Linked DNA regions of Mus musculus: region 1 is linked to region 2. The links are chromatin loops, found by intact Hi-C in ENCODE. Cell type or tissue: left cerebral cortex. All regions are shown on one strand. Each heading gives the region's core, and the rest is flanking DNA. Links, peaks and the distances in the headings are about the cores only. Region 1 holds the start of Zfp867 (zinc finger protein 867). Region 2 has its middle 8.9 kb from the start of Gm15755.

What was found. Peaks named below come from ENCODE experiments on the same cell type or tissue, not always from the same donor. Only the 100,000 strongest peaks of a DNase experiment are listed, where the experiment ranks them.
Region 1: a loop joins it to region 2, with 2.2 times the contacts of the local background. A loop is called at or near these places in 1 of 42 quality-filtered maps.

What each region holds. Positions count from the first base shown.
Region 1 is chr11:59,467,626-59,473,000 of GRCm38, reverse strand. Zfp867 (zinc finger protein 867) reads left to right here and starts at 527. Exons shown (of 4, transcript NM_178417.3): 1 at 527-660. The coding sequence starts at 634. In left cerebral cortex, for the core only: a CTCF peak has its summit at 2,182 (motif pointing right); DNase peaks (open chromatin) are centred at 484, 942 and 1,359; H3K4me3 peaks cover 1,227 bases; H3K27ac peaks cover 451 bases.
Region 2 is chr11:59,363,863-59,369,237 of GRCm38, reverse strand. No RefSeq gene overlaps it. Among named protein-coding and RNA genes, the nearest start is that of Gm15755, 8.9 kb to the left of the region's middle. In left cerebral cortex, for the core only: a CTCF peak has its summit at 2,388 (motif pointing right); a DNase peak (open chromatin) is centred at 2,366.

The DNA.
Region 1 (5,375 bases), core at 76-5,075, 100 kb before region 2:
TAGCACTCCAAAGATGGAGGCAAGCAGATCCGGGGGTTCAAGGCTGGCCTGAACTGTATTTGAGGCAAGCTACACGAGACCCTCCCTGTCTCAATGTATTCACAATAAAAATTTCAAATAATTGTCATGTTAGGAATTTCCAGTTGTAAATAGCATATGTGTGTGTGTGTATGTATATGTGTATATCTATCTATCTATCTATCTATCTATCTATCTATCTATCTATCTATCTCTATCTCTATCTCTCTCTCTATCTATCTATCTATATGTTATTGTTCCATGGATATGTTTCTGTAGGTAAAGTACAAGTGTGTCCTGTCCTGGCAGGGCCATTGCTAGAGTGCAAACAAATCTTGTCCCGTAAGTATCTCTCTGTCAAAGGTTAGATTACATCCCTAATCACTCAAGGATTGGGGGCGTGTCCAAACCCTTCGTCTATCAGAGTGGAATTGTCCAATCAGGCCGCAGCTCGAGCGGAGGGGCGGGGCAGGATGCTTTACTCTCGCGGTGTTTGGTTCTTTTCACTGTTTAGTTCTTGTTCAGGTTCCGTTTCTTCAGGTTCTATGTCTGGCTCACAGTTGTGTATGGTGGCTCCGCTGTAGCTAGCGTCCTTATGAGGTGCAGACGACGACGATGCGGGACAGCAGAAATTCGGAAATGGTGAGCGTTCCGGCCGACGCTGGCTACAGCCAACCAGTACCAGCCGCAGGGAAGGCCTCCGTAGCTGGTGTCTGCGGCCCGATCCCGGTGCTGTCCGGTGTCCTGGGTGTCCTGGGTCCCCTCGCTTCCCATCTGCCCTCGCGGCGGCCTGACCGACTCACCTCAGGACTTGGGGCGTCATGGCCGACCCACCTTAGGACTTGGGACGCTGGCTTCTTGGTTGTGGGTTCCCGCCCTTCAGCCATGGCTGGGCTTTCCCGAGTCTTGGAAAGTGGGGTCTCAATCTATTTACTCTTCGCCTGCCTGTCCCACGCCCCCGTGTTCACAGTGAAGTCCCAAAATTCCAGTCTTTAGGGCCGTCCCCCCGCTAGTCTCAGGACATCGATGGTTGGTTAGTAGGAAAAAGCCGAGAGAGATTTCGTCAGTGCGGGCACCGTAGAAGCGGGACAGATGAAGGGTCTAGGACACTCCTACCCCAATTGATCTTTGGACAGGAGCTTTAGGCTTAAATAGAGGAAGGCCAGACCAAAAAAAAAAAAAGCTTAAACACAGCAGCCTAATGTAAGGTGGGCCCCGCCCATCTTTGTCTCCGCTCATTTGAGACCTGAAGGGGACTAGGTGTTTCTCTGGAGATAGCTCCTGCTTCTGTGAAGGGCTGTCCTTCCATGAATCCTGGGTGACTGCAGGTTAAGGACCATAACTTATCTCTGTGCCCTCAGCGGCAGAGTGAAGGCCGGGATGCCAGGCGGTCATCCCGCCTTTATTTGTGGCTGTATGTGGATACACACACGTGTGTGGGTGTCTGAGGAAGTCAGAAGACGGTGTCAGATTCCCTGGAGCTAAAGGTATGGGCGGTTATGAGCTGCCCCAAAGTGGTTGCTGGAAACTGAACTCCATCCAGCTTTCTTCAAGAGCAACAAATGCTCTTAACCACTGAGCCATCTCTGCAGTGCCCCCCGCCCCCAACAGTTTCAGTACCAGTATTTTCAAATGCCAACTTCTACTGTAAAAGGTTTTAAAAGTGACAACCATTACTGTTTATTTTCGTTGCTAAATAAATAGAAATTGACACAATATCTTTTTCATTTCCTATTAGTAATGGTCCCAGGTTCAGAACTGCCAGATGCTGACAAATTTCTTATAGCTGCCATATGTCCTAGCCTAAAGTTGACCTTTCATCATCCACTTAGACAGCAGCCTGAGATCTGGGGTGAAACCTCTTCGAGGAGCAGCTAGAGGACCTGGAGCTGGAGCAATCGAATAGTCCTCATCTCAATAGTTCATTTTTTTCCTTGTTTTTTAAATACTTATGTATATGAGTACCCTATTGTTGTCTTCAGTACACCAGAGGAGGGCATCGGATCCCATTACAGATGCTTGTGAGCTACCATGTGGTTGCTGGGAATTGAACTCAGGACCTCTGGAAGAGCAGTTAGAGCTCTTAACTGCTGAGCCATCTCTCCAGCCCCCTCCTTTTTTTTTAAGATTTATTATTATACATAAGTACACTGTAGCTGTCTTCAGATGCACCAGGAGAGGGCATCAGCTCTCATTACGGGTAGTTGTGAGCCACCATGTGGTTGCTGGGATTTGAACTCAGGACCTTTGGAGGAGCAGTCAGTGCTCTTACCCACTGAGCCATGTCGCCAGCCCCCCCCCCTTTTTTTAAAGGATTTATTTATTGTGTATACATCTTCTGCCTGCATGTATGCCTGCAGGCCAGAAAAGGGCAGCAGATCTTATTATAGATGGGTTGAGGCACAATGTGGTTGCTGGGAATTGACTTCAGGACCTCTGGAAGAGCAGGCAGTGCTCTTAACCGCTGAGTCGTCTCTCCAGCTCCGTAGTTAATTCTTAGGGACATTGTCTCCCTCTAAGCTTAGCTCCACTCCTAGGAATCATTGTTTAGTTAGGTGCTGGTGAATGTGGGCCTCAGAGCAGCACTTCCTGCCATCTCCAGTCTCTCAGTTGTTAGGGGAGAAAACCTTCTCTCAAGGGATTAGAAAGAAAACCTCCAGCGCGCAGTGGGGCAGAAGCTGACACTGTGTTTGAGTCAGTCCAGGGTCTCCCGAGGTGTGGCTGGTGAGGTTTTCAGCAGCACTAGGGTGAGGGAACAGCCTTTTTTGGCACTTGATCCTGACAGGTCTGTCTGGTCTTCAGGACTTGCCCCCTTTTTTATAGTCATCACCTTGAGATCGTTGCACATTTATTTGAATCTCAGCTTTTCAATAAGTATGAATTGTACTCAGAGCTGAATAAGGTAAATATTCTTTTGAGACAGGGTTTCTCTGTGTAACCCTGGCTGTCCTGGAGCTCACTTGGTAGACCAGGCTGGCCTGGAACTCAGAGATCCACCTGCCTCTGCCTCCCGAGTGCTGGGATTAAAGCTGTGTCTCTCAGCAAGGTGGATATTCTTGAAGCTAGCAAGAAGTAGTTTTCAACAACAACAAAAAGTAGAGCTTCACTTCCTCTGATTTCTTTTTAACTCTTTGCTTCCCCTAGCATAAGCAGTAACATTTCTGGGATGTTTTGATTGGGGCAAGTCAGGGGGTGTCATATGGGCCTAGACTCACAATTGAGAAAACTTTAGTTTCCCATCGTTGTTGTAAAAATGAATACATTTCCACAAAGTACGTTAGATGAACTTGTAAATTACTAAGTTGGCTTTGTTGTTGTTGAGATAGGGTCTTGCTATGTAGCATTAACTGGCCTGGAACTTGCTGTGTAGACCAACAGGTGGGCCTCCAGCTCAGAATCGCCTGTCTCAGCCTTGAGAGTACTGGGATTAGAAGGATGTGCTACCAGACTAATATATATAAAACATTGTCTCAAAAAACAGAACTGAGTGTCTGGAGGATAGGATTGAAAATGATCTTCTAAGTAATTCTTTTATCTTCTCTTTTTTTAAACCTAAGTATAGATTTGTCAATTATAATCATGTTCACAAATAGCTAGTTTTTGCTATAATGCATTATTTTCATTTGATCTATTTTTATTATTTATTTGTGTGAGTTTGTTTGCATGTGTCTAAGTTAGGGTTTCTACTGCTGCAATGAGATACCACCAAAAAGCAAGTTGGAATGGAAAGGGATTATTTTGCTTATCCTTTTATACACTGTGTTTCAATGAAGGACATCAGGACAAGGACTCGAGCAGAACAGCATCCTGGAGGCAGGGCTGATGCAGAGGCCATGGAGGGTGCTGCTTACTGGCTTTCTTCATATGGCTTGCTCAGCCTGCTTTCCTATAAAACCCAGAACTACCAGCCAGGGATAGCATCACCCACAATGGGCTGGGCCCTTTCCTATTGATCACTAATTGAGAAAATGCCTTACAGCTGGATCTCACAATGCCAATTTTTCAAGTGAGATTCCTTTTTCTCTTATGAATCTAACTTGTGTCAAGTTGCCACAATACAGCCTGCATGCCAAGGTGTGTGTGTGAAGTCTGAGAACAGGTGTAGAGTTAGAAATTGAAATCATACCATCAGCATTAGATAGAGCAAATGCCTTCCTTACCTTCTGAACCATTTTGTTAGCCCAATTAATTGATGTATTTATTTCTTGGAACTTTCTGTGGGGTTGAAGATATACACCATCCTGCCTAGCTTTTATTAATTTTGTTTTATTTCTTGAGGCAGGGTCTCATGTATCCCTGGCCCATTTTTTTTTTTTTTTTGTTAAAGACATATCATTTATTTTAAATTTAAATTATTTTGATTATGTGCATGCAAGAGTTTGTGCACCAGTATTGTGCTTGTGGAGGCCAGAAGAAGGTTTCAGGTCCTCCTGGAACTGGAGTTACAGGAGCTGACAGCTCCCTGATTGGGTGCTAGGAATGGAAGAATGAAGAACAAGGGAGCCCTGTATCAACAACCCAGGGAAACTGAGGAGGTGCCAATAGAGTCGCAATCAAATCAAAAGGGAGCTGGAGTGATGCTTTGCTGTTAAAAGTGTATACTACTGTTGTAGAAGACCCACGTTTCTGGAAGTGAATTTGATGCTTTAAACTTTCCCTGTGTACTGGCTATACTGTATTCCACAATTTAAACTTTAAACTTTTCCTGTGTACTGGCTATACTGTATTCCACAATTTAAACTTTAAACTTTTCCTGTGTACTGGCTATACTGTATTCCACAATTTAAGATTCTTTTCCTTGAACTAGTCGGGTTCCTTCAGATGACTCTCTGTCATCTGTCCACGTGTGATTTGGCACTTTGTGATTTAATTTCCAGTTCGGAGGTTTCTAACAGCATTTCTGTTACTGCTCACTATTTAATGCTTCCATGTTCATTGAGTACTTTGTGTGTTTGCTCACTCAGATCTGGTCTATCATTTAGTTTTGCTGTTGACTAAAGGGTTCCAGAAATAACACTGAAATCCTGCCTGATGTTGTTGAATAACACTATTACCATTACTGCTTTCCTGTCCATTTAGAGCTGTCAATTATTGATAAAGAGTAGTTTGGTATCTCTAACTGTAATTATGAATTTCTCTATTTTGCATTTTAATTCTAGAAGTTTTCCCTATGTGATTAGCTGTCTGTTTTATGTTACACACATTAAAGGCAGTCAGTCGCTCATTTAAAACATCCTATTTAGTGAGTGTAGCACTTGTTGACTGTGGTGTCTGGTTTCTCAAAGATAATTAATCTTAAATCTTTTTTCTCATTCTCTATTTTTGGTGTTATGGTTTCTTCACTGAAAAATGGACAT
Region 2 (5,375 bases), core at 327-5,326:
CATAGAGCCTTCACAGGACTAAGGGCCTCTCCTACCAAAATTTAAGTTTTAATAGATGATAAGACAGTTACATTTTCAGCCAGGGCAACATGGAGTAAAAAGGAATTTGTTGTTTTTGAACCTAGACAAGTTGATTTCAACATTTACATCAAATCACAAGTAAGCAAATGTGCTCAGAATCAATTCAACATGAAAGCCAGTGATGTGACGCAGGTTTATGCAGATACAGCCCCTGTGATCAACATGTCACAGAGGGCGGGGAATCGGTCTGTCCAGGAACAGACAGAAGCAGAAGTGGATGGAGCCTGACGCTCAGTACTTCAACGTGTAAAGAAAAGAGAAGCAAGGTGGCGGAAAGCATGTAATCCCATCACTTGGAAGGCTGAGGCAGGAGGATCACGAATTTGAGGTTAACTTGGATTACACGATGTCTTTTAAAAGAAAACAAAAATCATGGTAAAAAAAGATTTTAAAAACTTGCCATGCCAGGCACTTACACTGGAAAGGTAAGAGCTAAATAGGGTGACTGGCTTCTGCTGGCCAGACCTCCCATTCTGGGTTAGAACCACAACGAAGAGGCACCGTGGTCTCAGAGGTACTTGCCCCAGTCCATCTATTTTAGCAGCAATCGCTTAAGATCAACTGTGAGCACATTATCTTTCTTTTCCCAGACTATCCTTCAACGTTCGGATCTAGTAGGGGCCTCACAGGCCCCAACTCAGAGAGGGGTGCTATAGGTGTGCACAGCAGTCACCCCAAGAGCCCGCCCCATGTGGTGCTGACCATGGAGTGTGGCAGGGTGGACACTGCCCCACTCATCCCTGTCTGGATGGAATCACGTGAGCTGGAACTCTTTTTTTTTTTTTTTTTTAAAGATTTATTTACTTACTTACTTATATGTAAGTATACTGTAGCTGTCGTCAGACACACCAAAAGAGGGCATCAGGTCCCATTACAGATGGTTGTGAGCCACCATGTGGTTGCTGGGATTTGAACTCAGGTCCTCTGGAAGAGCAGTCAGTGCTCTTAACCGCTGAGCCATCTCTCCAGCCTGAACTGGAACTCTTTCCAGCCCCTGTGTGTACTGAGGAAGCTGGGTGCTCTGAGCAATCCAGTTATGACTCTTATCATCACAATGTTCAGTTTCTAGTGAAACCCGCACACAATTTTTTTTTTCTGCAGCCCTTCATACCCATTGGCCTGAAATAGTAAATATTTAAGGGACAAAGTAAGTTCCCACACCAAGTCTGTGAACATCACGTGTGTTTAGAATGCATATTATGAGAGATCTTTTTGGGGTGTGTGTGTGTGATGTGTGTGCGCATGCATGCTCATGCTCGCATGTACTCTTATGCTCACGCATGCACATCATTATGAGAAGATTTGCATATATGCACATGAATGTGGAGGGCATAAGTCAACCTCAGGTGTCATTCCTTTTGGTCTCTTGTTTGTTTTCAATGTATATGAATGTTTTTTGTCTGCATGCATGTCAGTGCACTACATGCATGCCTGGTGCCTGCAGAGGCCAGAAGAGGGCATTAGATCCTCTGACTGGACTCACAGATGGTTGTGAGCCCTGGGGATAGAACCCAGGTCCTTTGAAAGAGCAGCCAGTGCTCTTAGCTCTAGCTCCATACCTTGGTTTTTGTTTGTTTGTTTGTTTTGTTTTTCGAGACAAGGTTTCTCTGAATAGCCCTGGCTGTCCTGGAACTCACTTTGTAGACCAGGCTGGCCTTGAACTCAGAAATCTGCCTGCCTCTGCCTCCCAAGTGCTGGGATCAAAGGCGTGCGCTACCACGCCCAGCTCACACCTTGTGTTTTGTGACACGCTCTTTCACTGGCCTGAAACGCACTCAGTCACATAGGCTAGCATGCCAGCCAGCTCCAGGGAGCCTTCTGTTTCTGCCTGCCCAGAGCTGAGATCCAAGCTCATAGGATCAACACTCTGACATTTTTTTTTTTTTTACATGATCTCGAAGAGCAACCTCAGGTCCTCAAGCGCTTTACCGATTGAGCCATTTCCCCAGCCTTTGGGGATTCTTTTAAAGTTCATTAAATTGCCTTTCAGTTTATTTACTGGTTTAGAGATCCAATTTTTATATATTTTTTCCAGTTGAAATAATACTACAGACTTTTGTGCATGGTGTGCTGTTTCAGTGCCTGCAGACCCTGAGTAATTAATGTTCAAGGTAAAGTGGGCATGGGGGGGGCACCTTTCTCCTCCTGTCCCTCAGCCTTGTGTGTCTGCACACACAAACCTTCATGGTACATTAATCCTGCTGACGCATGCATTTTCCAAGGTTCTGAGCATGCCTCCTCATTTGTAGCTCCCAATTTGTGGGTTTCTTCCTAAGACATGGGAGCCTGCTGCTTCTTGGCATCCTGCCGTCTCCTGCCACAAGGGGGCAGTTCTTTGGCGCCCAGGAGTGGGACTTCCCTGGACCCTAGGCCATATGAACTGACTTCTGCATGGACTCCCCCACTACTCAGCAGGAGGAACAGTTGTGATGCCTGTCTTAGGATGCTGAGGTTGCTAGTGGAGATGGCAGATTAAAACCACAGCCTCACCAGCATCTTGTTTGTCCTGAGCATCAGAGAGTGAGAACAGGTGTCCCGAAGGCCCAGACCACAGGGTCACAGAATCAAGCTCTGCTTTGTAGGCCATAGTGGGGGTGCCATGAGCTACTTCACACACCGGCCTGGCTTGTGTTCTGTTTTCTTTCCTCCACTGTCCAGAAGGGTGCATGAGGAGCATGGGCCTACCTTTGGAAGAAGCAGTTGTGAGGCCTGACTCAGGGCACTGAGATTGGTCGTGGGGAATCGGGGTGAATCCTGGTTCATGAATCATTGAATGAAGAAGGTTCAAGAGCCAGGAGAGTCCATCTCCCCCAGCTCCACTGCCTATTTGAAATCCTTCCAGCTCCAAGCCCTTGGGAATCCAAGAGTTATTCAAGAAATAAAATATAAGTACCATGAAATGCCATGTTATTAGAATGAAGGGGGGGCATTGACATCTCAATTATTAAAACAACAAAAGAAGCATTGGACAAGAGCCAACATCCTTTTCTGATTAAAAAAAAAACATTTAATAGACTGGGAGTAAAATAGAACACACTCAACATAAAAAAGGGCACGTTTCAAAAGCTCACAGCTGGTTCCCTGCCTAATGGGAAAACAGACAACTTTTCCCTGAGATCAACAATACAAGATTTCCCCACTGCCGCCCAGCATTCTACTGGGAGTGCTAGCCAGAGCAAGCAGTCAAGTAAAAGGAAAGGTAGCCCAGTTGGAAGAGGGGGAAGGAGCACCACTTTCTATATGGTATGTTTTTATGCTGTGGCATTTCTAATGGGTATGCTCGAGCACACGCACACACACACACACACACACACACACACACACACACACACAAACTTCAAAAAGTTGCAGCCTACAAAATCCACACACAAAATCAGTCACACTTATAAACATCAGCCTTCTAAAGCCCAAGAAGGAAATAAGGAATACTAGATACAGGTCCAGGACAAGTGCCCAGGGCCCACCCACAGAATCAAAGCCATGGTGTCAAGGCCACAGAGTCAAGCCCACATTTCTGGCCTGTTTCCTGGTACACATGGCTGAGCCACTATGGGCAGAGTCTGAAAGGTCTGAGCAGCCAGGAAGGCATGCACAAGGTCTAGGGGCCTTGCAGGAGGATGATGAGCCAGGCTCTGGGAAACTCTGCCTTTCCAAGCCTGGGTTCTACTTCTGCTCAGCATTGGATACTGTTGCTCCTTAGCTCTCTCTAGGGATGAAGGTTCCTGGGACCTCCAGGGTGGCCTTCTCTTCACACACATCCTGCCCTGCATGCCCTGAAAGAAAAAGGTCTGATTGCCAGTAAGACTGGCTCCCTGGTCTTCATCAGGAAGTCTCAGCAGCTGATGAATTCTGATGGGAGAAGGTGGTCTGGAATGGGGCAGCAGCTGGGGATGGAGACTTAAGCCCCAGAGCTAGAGGAACTTAAACGGGGTATGCTTAAGAAACGCCAAGTAGTCTAATCCTGAGGCTGGCTTCCTGACAGGATGGTTCTCCCTCCATGCTCCCTAGCCAGAAGGGGAGACTGAGTCCACGAGTCTATGAGGGGCAAGGGTAGCCTACAGTCCAGAGAAGAAAAGCAGAGGACTCAGGTGGGAAGTGTCAGGGATGGACACGTGCCTGACTTTCTGTGTGACCAATCTACACAGTCACTGACAGGACACAGGGGATGGGAGTGAAGACAAGCCTGGGAGGCCATTGGGCAGGGCACGATCACCCCGGTTTATTTACAGGAGGGAAATATGAAGTGCCCCAGTCACTGGAACAGATTATATAGTTCTAGTGGGCTGAGGCTTCCTCTCCAGTCCTCCTCTTCCCAACTCTCCCCCTCTTTCCCCTATACAACCTCCCCCCATATCTTCCCTCCCTGGCCCTTCCCTGGCCTTCTTTCCCCTTCCCTCCTGGCCCTTCCCTCCCTGGCCCTCCCTGGCCCTTCCCTCTCTAGCCCAACCACCCCTCTAGCCTGCCTCTCCTTAGCTCTCTCTCCTCCCAAGCCTCAACCCCTCCTCCTCAGGCTGGGCAGCCGCCAAGCCTCTCAGCTCCTAAGTGGGGCTCTTGGTCCTTTATGAGTCTCCCACCCCATAAAAGAGATCACAGCTGAGCAGTCCAGAACCTCTAGAAGCAGCTGGGCCAGCCGCAGCCTCGCAGGCCTGGCCCAGGGAGAGCATAGTGGGATAAGGTTGTCTCAGAGGGTGGAAAGGATCCTGTCCCTCAGTCCTCAGGGTCCCTTGGCCACTGAGGGACCTGCTTGGCCTTGTCTTGGTCCCCATTGATCTCTGGGCCCTGAGCCTTCCTCTGTTGGGGCAGATTGTGTAGGCAGGAGACCAGGCGCTGGATAGGCCCCAGAAAGCGCAGGCCTCTCCCTGGACATCCAGAGGGATCAGACAGGGGTTGGTTTACAACAAACGCCTCCTGATTAATAAAAGTTTGATGGAAATTTCATATGTTGACTGAGGTCCTAAACATTTTCCAGGCACGTCTGGCAGAGGCCGAGCTGCCTGCTTATGTTCACAATGAGAACATTTTTTCCAGTGAGGTCCATAGCGATTGTCTCTGTCAGAACCAGCGTGGGGGGACGGACACACTTGGAGCGGGACTCTGGGTTGTTACTACTACCCAGGCCCACCCCCTCAATTGGTGACAATAAGATCCTTCCCCAGAAGTACAAACCCAGGCCCTTCCCCACAGTGGGAGCCTCAGGCCAGACACCTTCTGATTCCTTCCTCACATGGGTCTCAAATGCTTCCATTTCCCCAGAGGGCCTTCCTGGTGCACAGCCCACAGGTGCACAGCCTTGA